Regions from separate parts of the Mus musculus genome. Here region 2 is linked to region 1. A link is a loop called in an ENCODE intact Hi-C map of the cell type or tissue named here. Cell type or tissue: left cerebral cortex. All regions are shown on one strand. Links, peaks and the distances in the headings refer to the core of each region. The heading gives the core; the rest is flanking DNA. Region 1 holds the start of Tprgl (transformation related protein 63 regulated like). Region 2 overlaps Lrrc47 (leucine rich repeat containing 47).

Region 1 (11,582 bases), core at 2,263-10,262:
TGGTCTACAGAGTGAGTTCCAGGACAGCCAGGGCTATACAGAGAAACACTGTCTCGAAAAACCAAAATAAATAAATAAATAAATAAATAAAAGAAAAGAAAAGAAAAGAAAATGTTACATAAGTTTGCCCACAGGCCTGTCTGGTGGGGGCTATTTTCTCAACTGAGGTTTCCCCAATGACTCTAGCCAGTATCAAGCCGATATAACGCTACACAGCAGACTGCCGTCCAGCCACCATGTGGTTTCCCAGCATAGGCCTGGCCTGGCCCATCCCAGGCCTCCACCCATCACTGTATATCTACCCTTTACCACAGGGGGGTCAGGGAGGAAGGCCTGGGATGGCAAGTGTATGGGATATTTACCCATCACTGCAAGCAGGGATGGTATCTGTTCACATCTGGGGAGATGGCACATCTGAATTGCATAGCTTCCCTAGGAAAGCCCATGTCCTCATGCCCACATCCCCCCGTGGGGCCTGATTTGGAAACGGGGTCTTTGGTGAAGTTACTGAGAGAGGGGGTCTCAGATCAGATCATTCTGGATTATCAGAATGGGTCCCTGTAGGAGAACAGAGAGGGAGATGTGAGAGGGGACATCAGGGAGACAACTGCCAAGATGGGGCTGGGTGGTAGGAGCTGTGCTCTTTCTCTAGTCCCGTCTGTGTGTGCATTTAACTCATGTGTGTATATACGTATGTCTCAGAGTGTGTGGAGGTCAAAGGACAATCTACATGAGTTTCTTCTCTCCTTCCACTGTGTGGGACCCAGGAATTGAACTCTGGTCATCAGGGTGGCAGCAAAGACCTTTGCCTGCTGAGCCACCTCTCCAGTCTGGGAACCCGGTTCTCTTTCAAAGTTACCTCTGCATCTGTTGTGGATTCTTTGACTCAGTGACCGAGGTTAACATGGGAAGCACAACAATCGCAGAGCTTGGGGCAGTGCGAGGATTGCCTCCTGAGGCAAACTTCCAGCGGTGCACACCCTGTGCACGACCCAAAGTGCAGCTGGCTCTGGAAGGACCACACACACAACAATCCTCCGTGTGTGTGTGTGTGTGTGTGTGTGGTACCAGCTCTGGAGGAGCCCCATGCAGCTCTGAGAACCCACCCCAGCGTGCTCAGGATTCTCACAGGTATCAAAGGTGGGGCTCAGTCTTAGAGGAAGCATCTCAAGTGGCAGAGCATGTGGGAGGCCTGGGATCCATTCTCAGCACTTCAAAAAGGAGGGCCCGCTGAGTTCCCAAAATGCTAAGTCACAGCATCAGGAAATTAAGGCAAGAATCTGCTTGTTATAGCTGAGCTTCTGAGTCTTCTACAGAAAGATAACAGCTTCATCTAGGACTTGAAAACATCCCATACCTGCCAAACTGTGATCTCCCAGGGAGGCCATGTGTGGGTAGTTGCGCCATCTGCTGACCACTTTGGGAACAGCCTCTTGAAAATCCCTGGCAACGGCTAGTGGACCTCAGGACCAACCCAAGCTCTGGGCCCCCAATACCTTACTCCCTAGTCACAGTCATCATGTCTTGCTCCTTGCCCCCGCCGTGACCTGTGTGCACACGTGGAGGTCATCTAAATGCTTCATCGCTTGCACCTGCCCGAAACACCCTCCCCCCCCCCACACACACACCAGTTGAATTATGTACCTGTTAATGATACACGCAAGTCCCAACCAGTCTCCATGACTCTCACCATCTTTGGAAAATAGTCTGTGAACATGATCAGGTCAAAAGGGGGCCGTTAGGGCAGGCCTGTGCCAACGTCAGGAATCCTTACAAATGAGAAAGCGACGATGACTATGGAAAGTCAGCCAACGGGGAGAGGCAGCCACAGGCTGAGGGACATCCAGCATGGCTGACAACACGGGAGGCTGGAAAGGCAAAGGAAGACATGTGCCCTCAGGTATCAGAAGGACACACATACATGCACATGCAAGCGCACATGCACACACACTGTGGTTCTGGCCGTCTGGTCTCAGCAACCTCACTACATGCTTCGGTTACTTCCAGCAAGCCAGTCTGTGGTCTGTCCTGGCAGCCTCACGTAAGATATAATGGTGTTTATTCACAGTGTGGATACTGGAGACTCCTCACGGTAGTAAAGGATTTACACTTCTGTAGAAGCCAGGTTTCAGAGCGGACACCTGCTGCTCGTCCCCTCTGCTCCGGACAGATACAGAGCACCTGCTTAGCCGTGATCCTTTGAATGAGAGGCTCTAAGTGCCAGTATCAGAAATCCACCTGCCTCTGCCTCCTGAGTGCTGGGATTATAGGCGTGTGCCACCACGCCCGGCTGTAACATTTTCTTAATTGGTGAGTAATATGGGGGGGGGGGCTCTGCCCATTTCATGTGGTGCCACCTTAGGGCAAGGTAGTCCTGTGTTGTATAAGAAAGGCTGAGCCAGAAATAGATGATGTTTCTCTCTCACACCTAGGATTCATGCATGCCACAAACTTGACATTTGCTTATTTGTGTTATTAAACATTATTCTTATGTGCATTGGTGTTTTGTCTGCATATAAGTCTGTGTAAGGGTATTGGATCCTGGAGTTAAGAGTCGTGAGCTGCCATGTGGGTGCTGGGGATTGAACCCCAGTCCTTTGGAAGAGCAGCCAGTGTTTTTTGTTTTTTTTTTTAAAGATTTATTTATTTATTTATTATATGTAAGTACACTGTAGCTGTCTTCAGATGCACCAGAAGAGGGCATCAGATCTCATTACGGGTGGTTGTGAGCCACCATGTGGTTGCTGGGATTTGAACTTTGGACCTTCGGAAGAGCAGTCGGGTGCTCTTACCAACTGAGCCATCTTACCAGCCCTAAAGGTAGAAGCCTCCTTGATTTTTTTTTTTTTTTTTTTTGGTTTTTTTCGAGACAGGGTTTCTCTGTGTAGCCCTGGCTGTCCTGGAACTCACTATGTAGACCAGGCTGGCCTGGAACTCAGAAATCTGCCTGCCTCTGCCTCCCGAGTGCTGGGATTAAAGGCGTGCGCCACCACGCCCGGCGCAGCCAGTGTTCTTAACTGCTGAGCCACCTCTCCATCCCTGGCTTATTGCCTTATATGCACTTATCTATTCATCTCCCCTTTCTCTGTCAGCTTTCAGCACACTCTTCACATCCACAGCGGTCTCAGGAACCTCTGTGGGAATTCACGTCATCGTGGCTGCTCCCACCAGTGTCCCGGAGACCTCATTGGACTGGATTCTCTGACGAAGCCACACTGTAAAAGGTCCAGCAGGCTAAGGAGCCCTCACAACGGTCAGGAGACAGACTACAGGCCTGAGCTGTATCTTGGGCTGTCATTCACTGATGAGTCTAACCTATGTCTTGGTGACTGTTAGAAAAGACTTTTGGGCCACACTATCATAGCGGTCCATTAGCTCCATCAACCCAGGCACACTGCTGGCACCCCCGTGGGAGCAGGAACTCAGGGACATCTCGCATGGCTTCTGTCCCAGGGAGAAGCTGCAGGGCCCAAGAGCATCCTACGGCGTTTCCTTCCAACTCCCCCCACCCCCCGCCCCAGCAGCACTCTTCGGTGACATGGTAGCTTACTTGTGCGTATCATGCCCAATATAAAGAACCCTCTGACAGCCACCTCTGACCTGCACACACTCCTATCTCCAGTGTGCACACACCCTATAAACCCACACTCCCAAGGTGACCACGCCCAAGGAGTGCAGCACACTCCTGAGAAGCCTCTATCTGAGGTGCCCCGACACAGTGTCCACAATCCTCAGACGCGCACACACCCATTCCCACGCTTTCACAATCCTCAGACGCGCACACACCCATGCCCACACTTTCACACTCCCCAGGCATGCACACCTCCTAAGTGCGCCGCACACCTCCGCCCGAAGTGCACCGTAAGCCCGAAGGTGAAGGGCACGGAGCCAAGCGAGGACACACTGTCGGGGCAACGCCCTACGCACGAGCCCCCAAGTGCCCCCTTCCGCGCGAGTCCATGGCGTCCCTTTCCCCGTTCTCAGCCAGGAACCCCCGACCGGCATTTTTTTTTTTTTTAACTCGCCCTTCCTGTAAACAGGAAGTGGCTCCGCGCGTGGCGGCAGCTTCCGGCCCAGGAGGGGCCGCCGTAATCATGAACGGCAGCACTTTAGACCCAATTGCAGAAGACAGCTTAGGGGAAAGCCAATCGCGAGACGCAGTCGACGGAGCTGGAGGCGGGTCCGGAAGGCGGGCTCTGCAGGACTCAACCAATCACAAGGCGAACGAGGGAGGGCGGGGCGCGGCCGGGCGGACGCCGGGGCGGCGGCCGTCGGTGGAGGCTGCCGGTGGCGGCGCGATGCTGCAGCTGCGGGACACGGTGGACTCGGCGGGCACGAGCCCCACGGCGGTGCTGGCGGCCGGCGAGGACGCGGGTGCGGGCCGGCCTGGGGCGGGCACACCGCTGCGCCAGACGTTGTGGCCGCTGAACGTCCACGACCCTACACGCCGCGCCCGCGTCAAGGAGTACTTCGTGTTCCGGCCCGGCACCATCGAGCAGGCGGTCGAGGAGATCCGCGCCGTGGTACGGCCCGTGGAGGACGGCGAGATCCAGGGGGTGTGGCTGCTGACCGAGTAAGCCGGCGCGAGGGGACTGCGGGGACACTGGGCGGGGGCGGGCGGGGGCAGGCGGGGCTCTTGGTGATGGGCGGCCCCTCTCCTCTCCAGGGTGGACCACTGGAACAACGAGAAGGAGCGGCTGGTGCTGGTCACCGACCAGTCGCTGCTCATCTGCAAATATGACTTCATCAGCCTTCAGTGCCAGCAGGTGGTCAGGGTGGCGCTCAGCGCGGTAGACACCATCTCCTGTGGAGAATTCCAGTTTCCTCCGAAGTCGCTCAACAAGTAGGTGCACCAGCGCACTACACGGCAGGGCCCCAGCGGATCCTGTAAGTGGTATTGACCCACTCTCTTGTGAGGTAAAGGTCTCATCTTGAAGAACCAGTGGAAAGGACCTTTAAGTAGAGGCTGGTGATTTCCGGGTTGCTCAGTACCTCCTTGAAAGGGATGCTGGCACAGTCGGCCACTCTGTCCCCACTAAAAACCATTCATTTAAATACCGTTAAGATACATGGAATCAGAGCCCACTGTCATAAGCTATGTAGGGAGTCTGGGAGTTTTAACTCCAGCAGGAGGGAGACACAGGGCATGTGCTCAGTATTACTAAAAATTCGATACATCGCAAAACACCTAACAGCCTTCAGAGACTGGTTGGCTTGCTATAAAAGAATTATTTGACTAGGGACTCCAGGAAGCTAATGGCTACTAACTTAAGCATCATTCAGTAACATTAAGAACAAACACGGCCATAATTAGGCCAGGTTGGACTGTGTGCCGGTTTCATAGGCTGCAAAGGAGGCTCATTAACTTGTTACGCTTTGGAAGTGTGTGAAGCTGTTAGTGGAGGCCATTGTTACACTAGGTCACAGGTTCCCCAGCCATCCCTGATACTGAATGCAATGTTGTATTCCTGTGGTAAGCAAGGCTTTCTCCCCCTCCCCCATCAGGAGAGAAGGCTTTGGGGTTCGCATTCAGTGGGACAAGCAGAGCCGCCCTTCCTTCATCAACAGATGGAACCCCTGGTCTACAAACATGCCCTATGCCACCTTCATAGAACACCCAATGGCTGGCATGGACGAGAAGACAGCGTCTCTGTGCCATGTAAGCAGGCCAAGGCCACTGTCAGTGTGAACCCTGGAGGTGCAGTTCCACAGTAGGAAGCTAGGTGGTGCTGTTTAAGAACAGAGTCACCATCCCATTGCAGGATGCTCAGTCTGGACTGGGTGGGTGAGCGAGCATGGGAAAAGCCCACAGTACTGGCGGGGCTTGGCAGGTGCTGCTGGTGACACAGGTACTCTGGAAGTTCCCAGGAGAGGTGCTGAGGGAGCGCTGAGCATTCTGCACAGTTAGAGTAGGGCTGAGAAAGCCCTGTCACTTGGTGACATCATAGTCCTCATGAATTCCTCCATCTGTGATGCTACCTGTCAGTCAGTGCACAGCACACCAGTGCAGGCAGCGTGTGCAATTACAGCATCACCTGCTTAGTGAGGTGCACTCCAGAGCATGTGCGTCTGTAAAAAAGATTTTCCACCTGTTGGCACTGGCAGTACCTTGTCTCAGGCTGCCGAATCTCCTGACTGCATCTTTAGAGATAGACTGGTACTCTCTAGGTTGGACTTAAGGCAGGTCCCTTCATGATGTTTGTACATGATGAACCACCTGATGACACAGCTCATAGGGCCCAACCTGTCATTGGTGATGTCATCACTATGTGGTATTTGGGAGGATTTGAACTCAGAATCCTCGTTTCCCAGTACTGCTGTCTTGGCATGAGGTTAAGGCTCCATGTTTATTCTCTTCAAAGTTGGAAAGCTTCAAGGCTCTCCTGATCCAAGCTGTCAAGAAGGCCCAGAAGGAGAGCCCACTGCCAGGGCAGGCGAATACCGTGCTGGTGCTGGAGCGCCCCCTCCTCATCGAGACCTACGTGGGGCTCATGTCCTTCATCAACAATGAAGCCAAGCTGGGCTACTCCATGACCAGGGGCAAGATAGGCTTCTAGACAGCTGCGTCCCGGAAACCAAGGTGGTGGGGACTCCCTGTGCCACCTCATGCCACCCACTGGCTGGAGGGAAGGAGGGCATGTATCCGATTAGAATAGTCAAGTGGATTATGTATATTTAGTTGGATATTGGACATCTTGGCAACACAATCTTACAAAGGCAGATTCAGCTGCCCCCATACCACTGTGTTCCTTCTGTAACGCCACGTTCTCCCTCCAGCATGCCGAGCACAATGTCCACCCACTTGTGCTGTGTAGACTGTTGCATACAGCTGAGTACAGTGAGCGGCTTCTGCACATATTTAACTCTCCCTATATATTAACTCTCAAGTGCTGTATTTTAAAATTCAGCCCGTTTTTTAAAAAAGCTAAATACAGTAGCAGCCAGCAGCCAGTCACTAAGAAAGACAGTCTGCCTGGCAGCTCCTGGTGAACCTGCCTTTCTGTGAATGTGTCTGACTTAGAATCACACTTTATAAATTAATCCAGGTTGTGTTAATACAGCAGTTTTCCTAGGCCCAAAAGGTTACTCTCATAACATAAGCTAGCCCCTTCCGGAAGTCATGGTGGTGGGTTTCTATCATCCTGTCTCTGTTTAAAAGGGACTGAATAGTTGGGTTTTAAAAGTGCATGCTATAAACAGACGAGCATCCTAGAGCTCACTGAGCACTGCTGAGCTTTGACACGCCAGCCACACACAGCTTGCTGCTGTCGTTCTAGCCTTGCCAGTGCACTGTAGATGCTGGCCTGTCACTCTATACCTCTCGCTTTAGTTAACCGGCATGGATGTGACCGGAATGCCATGGCCTATCCAAGAGGAAAGGTGACCTCAGATGCACCTGTTTTCAGCCTGTGCTTTTGTTCTAGTAAAGACATTTAAACCAAATGGAGTTGCTCCTTTTTGAAGTTATTGTCACAGAATCAGGAGTGCCAAAGACTGTCTTGAGGACTGAAGTCTGGCTGACTGAGGACCCTTGTGAGCATGGTCCTCTTTACAGAAACTCAGATACACAAGTGTGCAGTCCTGGTGGGAACCCTGGTCACCAGTACAGACATACTGGTCTGTCTGCTTTCAAGGCACTTACTAGAGATAGAGAGGTTTGGGTGGGCTGAGCTCTTCCACTCTACCAGGCAGTGACCCAGGCCTCTCTGCAGAATTCACTTGTAAGGCCAGAGACCTGCCCAACTGTTGTGGGATTTACAGCTCACACGGGGACAGGCACAGGTGCGGGGCACTTCTGAGTACATCCAGCTGCAGGAGGGCTGGCCAGTCTGACATTAGTCCACCTTGTTCCAAAGCCCACTGACAGAAAACCCCTCAGGGAATGCTGACCCTGCCTACGAATGAGTGTGGCACTGACCATTTCTTGATGCCAGGAAGTAGCTGTTAGAGCTGAAAGCCAGCATCCCTACACCCATCCTCGGGTTCGCTACTGGCTTCAGAGTCTGCAAGGCCATGAGGCAGGCTTGAGTCCTTACTTCAGGATTCTTTATCCTCCCAAGACCTTGGGTCTGTGAGCTAAGGCCTTGAAGAAAACAACCACCACTGTTCAATGGATTAGCAAATACCTACTTTACATAACTTTATACATATTTACAGAAAACTGGGCAGAATAGCCCATCCCATCTGGAGAACCTGTGCAGCCGTTAGCTCACGTTGGAATCAGCAGTCTACTGCCTTGGTTTCCACTCAGGTCCTAGGCATGCCGTCCCGCTGTTCGTAGGCTGTGCCAACCCTCTCCTTGGTCTCCAGGAAGCAGAGACAGAAGTGGTCCTTACTAAGGAGGGCCAAGGAATCCCCACTTAAGTGCCAGCACAGTCCGAGCACTGGAAAGTCACCTAGAGAGACAGGCAGCCAGAGGGTTAGAGACCGGGGCCTGCGGGTGAGTGAGGAGTCTGGTCACCCCAGGGCTGAAGACAAAGCCAGTAAACCTTAAGGACAGCCAGTTCCTGTGAGGCACACAATCTGGGCAAGGTCCTACAGGATGCAGAAGGGCATCTTTCCCATGCATGACACGTGGCAATAGGTTTAAGCAGGTCAGCCTGTCTGAGGCCAGCATGTGCTGGCTTACGCTTACCTTCCCCAGGCACCTGCACCGACACGCAGCCTGCTGGGGACCACAGGTACACCTTGCTTCCTCCTGTGCAGATGGCCAGCCTCGGCTGCTGTGGGTCCCACTGAAATGAGCGCACTGGAGACATATGCTCTAGTACCACAAACAGCTTCAGCTTTTGAATGTCCCAGATCCAGACAGCATTGGGGACATTGTCTGCAAGGAAGCAGAGACGGGACACATGTCAGTGCTGGCACTGCCAGCCCTCTGGCTGTTCTCAGGGACCAGCACCCAGAACAAAGACATGGCCTGCCAAAGCCACACCTCTTCTTCCTGTGGTTTTTACATCTGTAGATGTACAAAATGCAAACAAGACAGCCCCCCACTTCACTTGTTAGGGAGCCCACAAGAAGACCAACTGTACATTTCCTACAGTGTGGAGGCCTAGGTCCAGCCCCTGCCCCTGGATCCCTTTCCCCTACCTGGACTGCCGAGTTGGGCCTCAGTGGGAGAAGTGTGCTTAGTCCTGCCCCAGGGTGGGGGTGGGGGGAGGGCGCCTCCTCTGAGGAGGAGGGGACAGGGCAATGGGGAAGGATTTGTATGGGTGGGACTGGGAGGCGAGGAAGGAGGGAGGCTGTGGTCAAGATACAAAGTATATAAAGGAGATAAACTATTAAAAACACAGAGGCACCCCCCCCAAAAAATGCAAACAAAACTAGAGGTAAGCCCTGTTCTTGCACAGTGAGGAGTGCAGGAGGGAGCAGCCAGGCGGCCAGGCCATGGGCAAGGAGCTGCTGTGCAGAAAGGAGCTGCTGTGCTGAACGCCCATTTCTGCAGGAACCAGGGAGAGGAGCACACAGCTGCCCCTTTGCTTCTCGGTTCATCTCTACTCTCCGCCTCAAAGGGCCGCGAGCAGCTGACCCTGCCTACGAAATGAGTGTGGCACTGACCATTTCTTGATGCCAGGAAGTAGCTGTCAGAGCTGAAAGCCAGCATCCCTACACCCATCCTCGGGTTCGCTCTGTCAGCTACTGGCTTCAGAGTCTGCAAGGAAACTGGTCCCGAGGCGATCTCATCTGCAACACGACGGGGGACGGGCTAAGGGCACTGGTTAAGGGGAGAGGGCAAAGAGAGGGAAGGAAACACACTGCAGAGAAGCACAGGAGGGATTAAGAGGACAGCTGTGGTGAGAGGCACGTTCACAGGTTCCCTGGGGACAACAGTTCCAGTGCAGGATACAGCCCTGCTCTGAAGCCCTGCTTTCTGAGCTAGTCCCCACTACTTGGACACCTGGCAGTTCTGTCCACCCATTTCCAGCGTCTCGGGGCACAGGTGGCTACCCCTTTCCAGCTGGGAATCAAAGAACTATCACCCAACAGAAAATAAGTAAGCACAAGCCAGCATGAGCAACCTACAGCCTGGCTGCCTCCCCCCCTCCAAGCGGGTGCTGCACAGCTGATGTCCCCTCACTCCTTCAGGGACTGCAGAGCAGGGAGGAAAGGCAGGCTTCACAGGAGAACACCTGCGGTCTCTACACTGCAGGATTGAGACCCCCATCTTAACATCTTCCACACCCAAAACAAGCAGCCTCTGAGATTCACGTGGACAGAGGATTCTCATTTAAGAGAGAAAAAACAAGCTTTCTCCCATGGAGGACACAGCCCTCTGCTGCTTACATTTGCTCTCTGAGGTAGAGAGGGCACCAGCCATTGCTCGGGGCGGCGGGAAGGACAGGTGGCCCAACCCCAGCAGTGGGCTCTTCTCAGCTTCCTTATACACAACCTGAAAAACAATGATGTGGCTGCTAGCAGTCTGTGACGAGAGCCAGTGGAAGGTGGCCCAACCTATCTATGTGCCCCACACGGAGGTCGCTGGGAAGAGGCGGCGGCCAAGTCTGACCCTTTGCAGCTGCCACCGCAGTACTGCTGGCCAGGCTGTCCTTTAGAGAGGGCTCTGAGCACATGGCTATGTTTACATGGTGAGCTATGTCACAGCGATTCGGCAGTGGCCTGTGTGTGCACAGGAGAAAAGTAGGCCAGGAGAGGACAGTGGTGGCAGCGAGCCTGTGGAGTAGCAAACGGCCAGGCCTGACAGACTTGGTGCTAGCATGGACCTTACAGGCCCGGGCCACTGGGAGCATGACTTTGAAGGCCACATTGGGACCTCACCTGTCCTTCCTCTCTGCTTCTTGGCCAGAGCAGCTGAAGGTCAGCTCTGCTCTGCCATTTGTCCCCACCACAATGTGCTACCCAAAGTAAATGGTGAAGGGACCATGGACTGAAACCTCAGAAATTAGGAGCCAAAATGAACCCGTTCTACTTTAACTAGGTTGATCGTGTCCCCGGGTCCTCTGACCCGGTGACACAAAGTTCACTCACACGCTTAGGTTAGTGGGGTACTCCGCAGTCCCAGGCAGAGAAACCACCAGTGCACACGTGGGGGAGACAGGCGCTTGAACCACAGGCAAACCTTGGCAGCCTGCACGGCCAGCCTGTACTCTGTCATCTCTAAGGTTCAACCACTGTTACAGGAGGAGCACCCTGACTAAAGCCCAGCCTCCACCTAGCTTCTCCTTCCTACAGGGTTCTGCAGACATAGGCTTTGGGGCAGCTAACTGAGCCCCGGGCCATGGCCCTGGCCCTCCTTGTCCAAGGGAAGCAGAAACCTGTCCTTGGTCCAGACCACTGACAGAAGACAGAGGACTCAGCACTACTGAGCTTCAGCACTGACAGAAGACAGAGGACTCAGCACTCCTGAGCTTCAGCACTGACAGAAGACAGAGGACTCAGCACTCCTGAGCTTCAGCACTGACAGAAGACAGAGGACTCAGCACTACTGAGCTTCAGCACTGACAGAAGACAGAGGACTCAGCACTACTGAGCTTCAGCACTGACAGAAGACAGAGGACTCAGCACTCCTGAGCTTCAGCACTGACAGAAGACAGAGGACTCAGCACTACTGAGCTTCAGCA
Region 2 (11,582 bases), core at 1,522-9,521, 140 kb after region 1:
TGAGCAGCTGCATGTTGGATTCCCTCCAGGGGACACTCTGTGTTTGAAAGGGCCTTGTAGGCCCTTCCGACTGCGTCTATGACAGATTACCACGAAGGAAGCCTAGACTAGCCTGGCCCAAAGAGCTCACTGCTATCTGGCGGCCTGTCCAGCCAAAGATAGTCTGCAAATAACAGGATCCTACCACCTCAGGCTTGAACAAACTGGGGAGACTCTCTTCACACCCCAAAGTCTACAAGTGGGCAGGTTTTGCTGTAGATTTAGATAGCCCTATTGAGGCGAGTGTTGCATGGATATCTAGACTGCATATGTGGGTGTAGCAGCTCCAGCCATCACACAGGCAGGAAAGAGGTGGCTACTCTTAATTTGGGGAAAGCAAAAGTCCCCTCTCCCCACATTCCACTGTAGAGAGCACTTTGCCCACAACTGGTGACACGGTAAAGGGGGGATTGGGATCTTTAACCTGTCTCAGCCTAATGTGGCTGCCACAGGAGGAAGGGACAGCCCTGTGCAAGCAGCTGGCAGATTCTTTCTGAAACAACAGCCCGCCCACACTCCAGCAACACTCTGTCACCTCAGGCTGTCAGTCAGAGGCTCCACCAGAAGACACGCGCGGCTGTTAAGATGGTGCCCTTCCTCTTCCCATTCAGCCGAGCGTCCTGAGGTTCTGGAGCCCAGAACCTCAGCCCATTTCCTGCAGCCCAGTGGCCTGCTGTACCTTCAGGTACACAGGGTTATGTAGGACGGGCTGTATCCCCAGTGCCCCCGCTGCTGGGAGACAGGGTCCGGGTCCTGGAGCTGGGTGCCACAAGGGAACATTGGGTACCCAGTACCTAACTTTATCCGTATCTCACGGCCTGTACTTCTAGTATGTGCCCTGCTCCCTTTAGGTAAACACGAGGTAACAGGAGAGGTCAGAGGGTAAATGACATGCTAGTGTCCACTATAAGCCTGTTGGCAGTAGGTCGGAGCAACCATGCATGGCAGTGATGTCACTGTGTCTGTCCTTTTCCTGGGGTGGCTGGCCCTGGGGGAGTCAGGGATGGTTTGGTGCTAGGAACCTTTCTGTTCTGGGCACTCGTGTGTCTTTATTTCCTGCCCATCTACAGCCCTCTGGAGCCCCCGCACCCACAGAAGCCCTGCCTGACTCCTCTCAGAAGCAGCAGGTGGAGGAGGGGCTGAGGACAGCTGCTGCGGGGCCTCCTCCCTGGCTGGCTGGGCTGGCCGTACCAGACACCAGCCACTGCTCATCCCTCCCCTTGCCAGCCTCTCTGGAGAGCAGCTCCAGGCCTTATCTGTAGGGCTGGGGAGGAAGACGGTTATCAGGTTGTTGGCAGCTACACTTTCCTGGTCTCTGAAGGCTGCACTGGCTGTCTCCCCTGATAAATAGGAGGTAGGAGAGCCCCTCAGAGGCCCCAGTTGTAAATGCAGAGGCTTACTTACATTCCCGAGGGTCAGGGCTGGCCACCACCCTGCCTCCCTGGGCTGGAATTCCTTATCAGGTTCTTCTGATGTGACCCTGAGCTAGTTTCTGGTTATCATTGGCAAATCCCTTCCCCTCCTTCCAGGCAGACCCTCCCCAACCAGCAGCTTCTGTGAGTCTGGCCTGATACCTGCCTTATCTCCTCCCTGAATGTGGTAGCTCCACCCCAGGCCTACAGCATGCAGTCCCAGGAGAGTGGTGTTCACTACAGCAGGTGGGACAGCAGCAGCCGGGATGAAGTCAGCATGACCGCCATGTCCAGCTCGGAAGAAGCCTCATGCTATAGGAGGTACAGTTCCAACAGGCCAGCAGCTCCCACTGACCTGACCAGCTTTGTTCAAGCCCAGCCCGTCCAGGTGCCCACGGCACCTTTGAGCAGATAGGTAACTCCCACCTATAGCATAGCACTCAGGTCTAACCTCTGCCCATCTTTTCCCGATCTAGCCCGCCGCTTCCCCACCCATGCCCACTCGGGAACCTCCCCGTATCGTTGGTGTGGGCTCACTGGCTGTTCTTATTCTAGGATCTCCCAGAAGCTGTGCTCTGGCAAGCTGGGGATAGCCATGAAGGTGCTGGGTGGAGTGGCCCTCTTCTGGATCATCTTCATCCTGGGTTACATCACTGGCTACTACGTGCACAAGTGCAAATAAATGCTGCCCCACTCCCAGCCCTGGGGATTCCCTCCCATGTACACAGGCCATTTGTGCAGACACTCCTCCATACAGACCCCAGGGCATATGAAGATGCCAGTGTGCACTGTCAACATGGCTCCCCATCTCCAGTACACAGGGTAGACCCAAGACTGAAACCCCAGCCCAGGCAGCCACCAGCGAGAGTCACACAGGCTGGAGACTAGGCTAAGCTCCAGCTGAGCAGCAGGGAACCACCCCCACCCCCCACCCCCAGGTTGGGCTTTGTGCCCCGATTCCTTTGGCCAGTGCTCCATCTTCCCCAGCCTAGGCCCGTCCCTAGCTGAGGTTGGAATGAGTGATGGTCTGTGCAGGGGGGTGCTTGGCAGCCCTCAGGGGTGAGCTTCTCCCTGTGGGCAGGGCTCCTGGTCTTTTGGCCTTCCAGATTCCTGGTTGTGCAGGATGGGCCCTGAATAACGACTGTGGCTCCTATTTTTTCCAGGGCACACAGACAGGGCCTCAAATCTTTCTGTGCAGGGCACAGGGGCTTACCACCTCAGGGATGGCCCGGAGAGAAGCTGTGTGCCCTACCGGCTGCCTCCCCACCAGCCCCCACTCCTTAGAGACTGTAGACAAATCACTGCTGAAGGAACAGTGGGTGACAGACTCTCTCCACTAGCACTGCCCAGCCAGGCATGACTTGTTCCAGGCCTGACCCTCCTCCACAGCTCCTCCTGTTTGGCTCTGTCTTGGAATGTGCCCCTCCTGACTGGGCCTTCTCCCAAGAACACAGAGACCCAAGGGTCAGGATGTGGCTGGACCTGTTCCCTCCTTACTGGACCATGTGAGGACATGACGCTGAACAAGGGCACTGTGACTCGATGGGGACTTTGGTCCCCTCTCCAGTGGCCCATGTAGAACTTCTCTGGACCACACCTTGTTCCCAGTATGCTGTGAATTGGCGCAAGGCTGGCGGGCTGTGGCTAGAAAACTGTGAGGTCTGCACACTGACCTGAGAGGGTGGCAGGCACAGGGGCTGCTGCTATCAGTGGCCAAAGGAAGGAGGCCAGAAGCCAACCCCTGCTTCTCCCTGGCCAGCGAGGCTGGTATGGCTGGCCTCCTCATCCTAAGAGGCTCCTGGTTAGGCCCGACCTAAGCTTCAGTGGTCCTTGTGTGGGAGATTGCAGTAGAGCTACTCCAACTGACCTGGACCTCTGTAGTACAAGTCTAGACCCCAAGTCTAACAGACAACTCCACCCCCACCCCTCCACTCACAGGCTCCAAATGAGGTAAGACGGTGGTGTGTTCTCCACCTCACCCGCACCCCCCAGTCCTGAGCTGCCGCAAGGCGGGCATCGCAAGGCGGGCATCGGGAGGAAGTCCCAGTGAAGGACCCCCTAAGGCCTAGTGGAGCTCTTGTCAAGAGGTCATCTTTGGAGCAGGTGTGTAGCAAGACAGGGCAGACATGGCTGAGCCAGGGACATGGGTGCAGTAGAGAGGTGACAGGAAGGAGTAGTATTTGATGCAGGAGGCACCATGTGGAAGGAAAGGAACGGGAGCACTGTCCTCAGGCGTCTCCTGTAGTCCCGGGCTGACAGTGAGGCGGGCTTCCAGCCACATTCTGCACTCCACACTGGGTCAGGTGCTCCCAGCCCACTCCTGGCAGCTGCCCAGTAATCTTGCGGAGCTGCTCAGTGAGCCCCATGGTCATGGACACCCTACCCTGGTGGGGGTTCGGGCTGCTCTCCCATGTATGATGTCTGCTACACCTGAGGACTGGTGAACTGCAACACTGTCCTGGGAGACGCATGTGCTAAGGCTGCTGATGCAGAGATGTCGTTACCAAGGGTTTTTATTAGAACAAAGAGGCGTTCTGCTTGAATCTGTAAAAACAGTTTCAAAAATCTCAATGAATCTCACACCTGGGCTGGGCTGGGCTGGAGGGAACAGCAGGAACTGGGGGGAGACAGGGTGAGCACAGGATAGCTCCACCCTAAACACTTAGTAGGTGAGTACTTGCCACAGCCACTCAAAGGGACCTGTGAGCAGCCGTGTCTCATGGAGAACAGCTACCAGCGTTGTCCAGGGTCTGCCACGAGGAGCCTGGAGCTTCACTAGTTCTGACAGCTAACGGCTCTCGCACGGCCTTAGGATGAAAGCCGCACGCAACCCCAAACAGGTGTTCTTTTACAGAAGGTAGAAATGGTCCTTTAAGGTCAGAGGTCACCAACGAGAAGGTGTCGAGGGGGAAGGCTGAGGGTCTGGTTCTCTTCTCAGCCAGATGGCAAGGCACGGGGCCACCAAGTCCTCTGTGCAGCTGCTGGGTCCTTAGGACCAGGCACTGTGGCTCGAGGGATGGCAGCTGTGTGCTGGTACAGATGCGTACACATGCGGAGATGGGATGTGCGCAGTCAGGATGCACAGAGATGGGACATGAATAGTGGGACACGCTGACATGGAGCCTGCAGGGCCATGTGTGAGGCACAGTCCACGAAGCATCTGTCTGACTACAAAGGACTACACGGACATAGATAACTTCCTTGGCCAAGGCGCAGATGTGCCAACAACGACCAGCACTACAGTTCCAAGCACAGCCGTGGAAGGCAGATGCTGCCCTGGGAGCATGGCGGCAGCACGGTGCCTGGAAACAAGCTCTAAGAAGATTACACTCACAACATGATGTTCTCAACTGTCTATGCACAGCTGATTTAAAAAAAAATTCTATTAACATGTTGTAGAAAAATAAATACTGTTCAATAGAATGCCTGCGTTCAACCTGACTCTCCAGCACGGCCACAGGCCACATGATTCAGAACATCCCCAGCAGTTACTGAGTGATCCATGAGGACAGGAGACAGGAGAGTCACATTGGAGCTATGATGATGATGCAAACTCACATTACCACAGTCACCTGGACAAAAGCAGACACCTTAAAACACCCAGAGAAACAGCAAAGAACCAGTTACACAGAATCTACAGCACACCCACACCTATACCCACACAGACCCCTACAGCACACCCACACCTATAGAGATCTACAGCACACCCACACCTGCAGCATACCCACACCTACAGACACCTACAGCACACCCACACAGACACCCACAGCACACCCACACCCACACAGACACCTACAGCACACCCAGATACCTACAGCATATCCACACCTACACAGACATCTACAGCATACCCACACCCAGATACCTACAGCATACCTACACCTACAAAGATCTACAGCACACCCATACCTACACAGACATCTACAGCACACCCACACCTATACAGACACCTAGCACACCCACACAGACACCTACAGCACACCCACACCTACACAGACACCTACAGCACACCCACACAGACACCTACAGCACACCCACAGATACCTATAGCACACCCACACCCACACAGACACCTACAGCACACCCACACCCACACAGACACCTACAGCACACCCACACCTACAGGAGCCTGTCAGCGGACCACAGTCACGTGGGGAGGGAGGGTGATCAGGTCCGTCTTGGATGGGTACACCACCTTCAAGCTCCCTTCCAGGTCCACCACTCGGACCTGCTCCACCACCAGAGGGCACTGTCCATCCTTCCCAGAGCTCAGAGTCAAGTTGGGATCAGAAAGCCCACAGCCGGCATCAGCTTCCGTCCCTGAGAGCATGTCTTCCTCTTTATTTTCTGAAGTGCTTTTGCTCAGTTCTGCCATTCTCTGAAAATGAAAATACCTTTTTAACAGAGAGAAGTGGCCCAGGAAGTCGGCTGTGGTAACCCACAGAGCAAGCAGACAGCAGCTGTGTAAGGGATGGGAATGCCAAGCTGCCCTCAGGGCCGGGGTCTAGGGCTGGCCCTCACTCACCAGGATAAGGCTGTCCATGATGTCCTTACAGAGCTGCAGGCTAGTGGCACTCGTTACTTCCAAGAACAAGTTGCAGGTGGTTTTCTTAATCTTAAGAATTGGATTTCAGAAAAGAAGAGTTATTGGTGTTGGGCTGCCAGCCGCGCACCGTGTTCAGAAGAATCTATAAGCAAAGCTACAGAAGGCTGGAGGTGCAGCATGCCTGCCTTGGATTAAATCCCAGCACTGCACACACCAGGCAGGGTGTGTGCCTGCCTATTATCCCAGCTTTAGTGAAATGGAGACACGACGGTCAGAAGCTCACGGTAACTCTTAGCTTATAAAAACCTGTCTCAGAACCAAGAGCATGTAGCAAAGGGCCCCAGGCCTCCTCTCTGCACTTCTATCGTAAGCAGGCTACCGTGTGATGGGCTTAGAGGACATGAGCAAACTTCAGACCCCACCTGCCTACCTTTGTCTTCTCACTGTTTGTTATAGGAGGGAAAGAAATCACGTCTCCCTCGGCATCCACAAGACAGGGGTAGTTCTCCTTCCCATCCAGGAGGTGAAGGTACCTGCGTGGGAGGGAACCAGGCAGGTGTGAGCCAGTGGGTAAGATGAGTGGAGGCAAAACTGCAGATGGACTAGGTGCAACATTAAAGGCCAAGTGTAGAGCCATGTGATACCAGAGCTGCCTTAGCCCAGCATCCTCACCGGGCCATAGACCCTGGAGGTGACACTGGACAGAGGCCTTAGGTCTGACAACCCTGACCCTACCATGGAGAGCCTGATGGTTGCCAGGAGCAAAAGACCTCCTCCACCCTGGAACAGGACGCTGCCTACCCTCCCCACCACCACTGGAGCCTGGTACTTTCAGGACGGAGAGTCGGCCTCTCTTAGAAGGAAGTCTTGGGAGACTCCCTCCCCATCTGGCTGTTTTTGAGCTTCTGGCGGCTGTAGGGCTGGCTGAGGTACAGCTGACATGGTGGCAGCATGCTGACCCCTGTGCCGACACTGACCTGTGCAGCCCTGAGACGCTCTGCCTCTTCTTCTGCTTTCTCTGTTCCTCGGCCTCCAGCTGCAGCTGCCGCACGAGCTCCTTGGCCTTGGCCTCTTTCCGTCCCAAAGGCACAATCTGTAGGAGCAGAAGCCACAGCTCATCCTGCGGCCGAGGCCACCTTTGAGCACGAGGGATGCTGTGCACCTCTCTCTACCTTAGTCTCTAGCTGGGAATGGGTCACCAACTCTCCAGATCGGGAAGCAAGAGGCTGAGGCCCATCACATGGAGCACACTGGCTGGCTTCACTTCCAGAGACTCCTCTGGAGACGGGGTGCTTAACACTCAGTGCCTAGCTGAGATTCACTTTAAACCTAGCCCAAAAACAACTATTTCTAAGAACCTGCATTTGCTGAGACGGCTGATGGAGAGATAGGATTTAGCTGCATGAGCCGGTTGATTCAGGCATGCAGCTGACACCTGAGTTCCTTTACCCTGGACCCCTAAGCCAACAGCCTGCAGCAGCACCCTCATGAGTCAGCTCACACTACAGGTGTTCTGTAAGCGGGACATAAACCAAAATCATTGGCTAAAAGTTGATGAGCTGGCTAGGCATGGTGGCACATGCCCTTAATCTCAGCACTTGGTGAGTGCGTGCGGGGGGTGGGGGGGGTGGGGGGTGGGGGGGTGGAGGGGGCAGAAAAAAAGATCTGAGTTCAAGTCCAGTATAGTCAGGACTACAGAGTGAGGTCTCATCTCACAGAAGTTGAGGCGTAAGGGAAGCACCTTCCAAACCCATCCCTGACAATGGGCATTGGCATAGCTATGCACTGGGCCCCAGAAAGAAGGCAGAAACTATGTCCCATATGCACTTGCTGTAAAATATCAGGTTAAGCTTCCCAGGCCCAAGTCCATCCTGAGAGTCTGCTAAAGCCAAGTGCAAGTGCAGACTGAAGGGGCAGTCAGTTGGCACCTTGAGGTCCTCGGGCGGCCGGGCTGCATACAGCAGGGGTCCACGCACAGCCTGGAGGTCATGGGTCGCGATGGTCGCTGCTGTCCTCTTCTCGCAGAGGTCGTCGTGGAGCTTCGTCTACAGAGGAGAGCACAGCAGGGGCTTCAGGGTCCCTGCTGTCCAGGGAGGGACCTTCATGGAAGCCATGGGCTCCAGTCTGCAAGCTCACCACAGCAAAGTGGCACCGCCCGACACCTCTGTCTCCCAACCATACTCTTTTCTGGTCCCCGGCAGCTTTTCTCTTCTCTTTAGTACTAGAACACGGCACTTACACTTTAGAGGACTTTCATTTCAACCTCTTACTTCATCTACAAGACAGACTGCAGGTTTGTAGCTAAGCTGGGCATGTCTTGGGGGCAGGGCACCACTGGCTTCCTCCCTGAGCTGCTGAGGGAAGTCTCACACAGCAACTGGTCTTGCTGGCACAGGCTGTACCTGTCTCTCCTAGGCACAAATGCACAGAGGTGCTTCTTATTCCTCAGGGGAGGCAGATGCCGAGGCGCCTTAGGGAGTGGTCCAGCCAGCCTGACCGAGAGCTCGCATGAGTGTGCTGTGACACAAGGTGACCCGAGAGCTCGCATGAGTGTGCTGTGACACGAGGTGACCCGAGAGCTCGCATGAGTGTGCTGTGACACGAGGTGACTGCTCATCCTCACCATCATCCTTCCTTCCTTTTTCAGTTGTTGTTGATTTTTCAAGACAGGGTTTCTGTGTCCTGAAACTACCTCTGTAGATCAAGCTGGCCTTGAATTAAGAGCGATCCTCCTGTCCCTGCCTCCCAAGTGCTGGGATCAAAGGTATCTGCCACCATTGCCTAGCTATTATTATTTTGGAGATAAACTCTCTCTATGCAGCCTTGGTTGGCCTAGAACTTGCTATGCAGACTAGGCTGGCCTCAAACTCCCAGAGATCTCTTTGTCTCTGCTGGATTAAAGGTGTGTACTACCATGCTTGGAAAAAGGAGACAATTTTAACATGGTCTGCAGAAATTAGCAATGTCCCCTAATATCAAACATCGTCAATAAATTTATGTCTTAACTATGGCAACATGTGGAAGTGTGTGGAGGAACCATGGCCCAGCAGACACTTGACAAGGGTATGCTCTGGGTACCAAGCATCTACGGGGATAGGCAAAGGACCCTCTTCACCCTGAACTAGGGAAACAGATACAGAAACCAAACCAACTTTGCCTCCTGTCCCTGCCCCAATGGTATACCCAACATGCAGACTCCCCCAATCTGTCTCTTGCATGCATGCCCACCCCAGCATGCAGCATCCACCAAGTCAGCCTGCTGAATGCATGCCCACCCTAGCATGCACCCAAGTCTGTCTGCCATGTATCCACCGCCAGCATGCAGCCTACCAAGTGTGCCTGCCGAATGCCCACCTGGGAGTTGAGAAAGCGACGGAGTGCATTTCCTGGCTGCAGGTCCATGCCTCTCACAATGGCCCCGACGATGTATGGGCGCACATCCTTGACCTCCGGGCTCACCCTGACTGTCAGGGGTGTGGGGTTCTCAGAGACATGCAAGACCTTGAGCATCAGCCTGGCTGAGTCTGCTACCTCCTCCTCGCCCTCCCCGCTTTCCCGATGCTGCTTCCGCTCCCGTCTCTTCTTTCTGTCCTCCTTCTCAGAGGCCTCTTGCCGGCCCTTGCTCCGGCCGCCGCGGCCACCAGCACGAAGGTACTCTAGGATGGACTTGGTCTGGCAGCCACCCACCATCTTCTCCAGGCGCTTGTCTCGAAGCCTGTTTCCTCGAAAGTTGATCTCTTTGAGCTTGGGGCAGTCTGCCAGCTCAGCAGGGATCTCTGTTAGTTGGTTGTTGGAGAGGTCCAATGTCTGCAGTGAGAAGGAGAGTCAGGACAGCCAGGCCTGGACAGGTGACAACACTGAGAAGAGTCAGGACAGCCAGGCCCGGACAGGTGACAACACTGAGAAGAGTCGGGACAGCCAGGCCTGCCCACTGGTTACTTGCATGGCCACAGCTGCCTGCTGCCATGCCCCTCCCCCTCCTTGGTTCACAGAGGCAGCCAATTCAACACGTCAGGCCTACAATTACAATACCAAACATTCAGACCTATCAGCAGGCTAGGGAACAGACCAGGACCCCTTCCAGTCTCAAACAGGCTCCCCAAATGGTGTCCAGCTATCGCTTCAATGTAATGACAAAAAAGAGCGATACCAACAAACCCTGTCCCCACACCAAGCATGACATCACCAGGGGTACATGGCCCCATTGCTGTCTTTCATAAGATGAGGGTGGACTGGAAAGAGGTAGTAGTGTTCATACCACACACACAATGCCCAGGGGTCTGTGGGAAAGAGCTCCCTGCCGCTAGACAAATGTGCTGCTTTCAACGCAGTGGAAGGGTGTGCAGCCCTATAACCATAAACATCCCTTTCTCAGGTGGTGGGGACTCTGGTCTGCTTTATTTTTTGCTCTTATATCGAGCACCGCTCTGGAGGAACCAGGGAGAGGTCTACAGCGACCACAGGTGACACCTCTGCTCTCAGACACAATCTGTGGCAGTTGAGTCCTAGGAACCTGGGTGTGGAACGAGGATGGCCGTACAGGCCTGACTGCTATGACACACGTCTCTCTGGATGGTGCAGCTGCTCAGCCTCTACCTCTGAAGCAAGTGAGAAGGAATCAAGCCATCAGGCTACTTGGTGTGGAGAAGACACAGGACACAGGGGCTCTGTCCATACCACCAAGGTATAGCAGGAATTCAGGAGGCAGAGGACAACTATAAAAGCTAAAGGAGAAAAGCATGAAAAGGAGGGACCCGGCCCTTGTGGGGAAGAGGCCAGATAACAGCAATGCCTGATAGGTGAATGCAAGGCAGGTTACCCTGCAGGGGAGTCACCAGGAGCAAGCTCATCAGGTGTCTCGGTGTGCTGACTCTCACTGCGACCTGCCACATAAAGTTGGACTGGCATTTTCTATGGTGCAGTCATCAGCCTCAGATGAGTCTGGGTCTCAGATCTGTACCCCATGCCACGCCCAACACCAGGTCTTCACAGATCCACTTCCACTGGAGGCAGAGCCTACCCTTTCAGGACCTATCTGGTTCCCAAGTAACTACTCTGAGGACCACTGTGACATTATCAGGAACCAAGTAAGGGGGGGCGGTGTCTGAGCCAGACTAGCAAACTTTCTTCCCAACCCTGTGAGGTCACCAGCCCAGAGGACCTAGCTCTCCAAAAGCATGACCGATGACATGGGCCTTATTTGACAGTAGGTCTGCAACAGCCTGTCTGTAATTCTGTGGATTCTGAGCTTCTGTACTCCCTTGAAGGACTTCTGTGAAAATGCCCTCCCTTGACTACAGTGGGATCAAAACACACTTGTCAAACACTGGGTTGAATGACATGCTTCTGCTCCCACTGTTAAGATGCAATCTACTGAAGACCTGGGGGAGAAATACGCAGAAGGGGGCAGCGGTGGGGCTGAGCCTCAGAAAGAGCCCTTAGGGAGGGGATCTTCCAGGGATACCATCTGACAAGGGCGGGTCAGAGCAGGAAGCAACAATCCCAATGCCAGTTGAGCATCTCCCTGGGGCCCTGTGAGGACAGCAGCAAAGGTGAAGAGTGAGTCGAAGAGAGGCAGGTGGGTC

What was found. Hi-C counts contacts between places; a loop is a spot of excess contacts. Peaks named below come from ENCODE experiments on the same cell type or tissue, not always from the same donor. Only the 100,000 strongest peaks of a DNase experiment are listed, where the experiment ranks them.
Region 2: it touches region 1 in a loop (3.0-fold over the local background); 5 of 42 quality-filtered maps call a loop at or near these places.

The regions. Positions count from the first base shown.
Region 1 is chr4:154,153,346-154,164,927 of GRCm38, reverse strand. Wrap73 (WD repeat containing, antisense to Trp73) reads right to left here. Exons shown (of 12, transcript NM_021499.2): 9 at 10,288-10,393; 10 at 9,562-9,687; 11 at 8,636-8,827; 12 at 8,110-8,396. The coding sequence ends at 8,248. It overlaps Tprgl (transformation related protein 63 regulated like), which reads left to right and starts at 4,244. Exons shown (of 4, transcript NM_026388.2): 1 at 4,244-4,573; 2 at 4,667-4,843; 3 at 5,506-5,659; 4 at 6,363-7,443. The coding sequence starts at 4,299. The coding sequence ends at 6,557. In left cerebral cortex, for the core only: a CTCF peak has its summit at 5,711; DNase peaks (open chromatin) are centred at 4,779, 5,714, 6,746, 8,812 and 1 more place; H3K4me3 peaks cover 2,399 bases; H3K27ac peaks cover 1,906 bases.
Region 2 is chr4:154,013,878-154,025,459 of GRCm38, reverse strand. It overlaps Lrrc47 (leucine rich repeat containing 47), which reads right to left. Exons shown (of 7, transcript NM_201226.1): 2 at 9,352-9,804; 3 at 7,926-8,042; 4 at 6,975-7,090; 5 at 6,428-6,530; 6 at 5,977-6,066; 7 at 3,948-5,829. The coding sequence ends at 5,584. It overlaps Smim1 (small integral membrane protein 1), which reads left to right. Exons shown (of 4, transcript NM_001163721.1): 3 at 1,569-1,772; 4 at 2,007-4,990. The coding sequence starts at 1,663. The coding sequence ends at 2,133. Among named protein-coding and RNA genes, the nearest start is that of Smim1, 6.4 kb to the left of the region's middle. In left cerebral cortex, for the core only: a CTCF peak has its summit at 5,692 (motif pointing right); DNase peaks (open chromatin) are centred at 2,389, 2,795, 3,831 and 5,695; H3K27ac peaks cover 2,309 bases.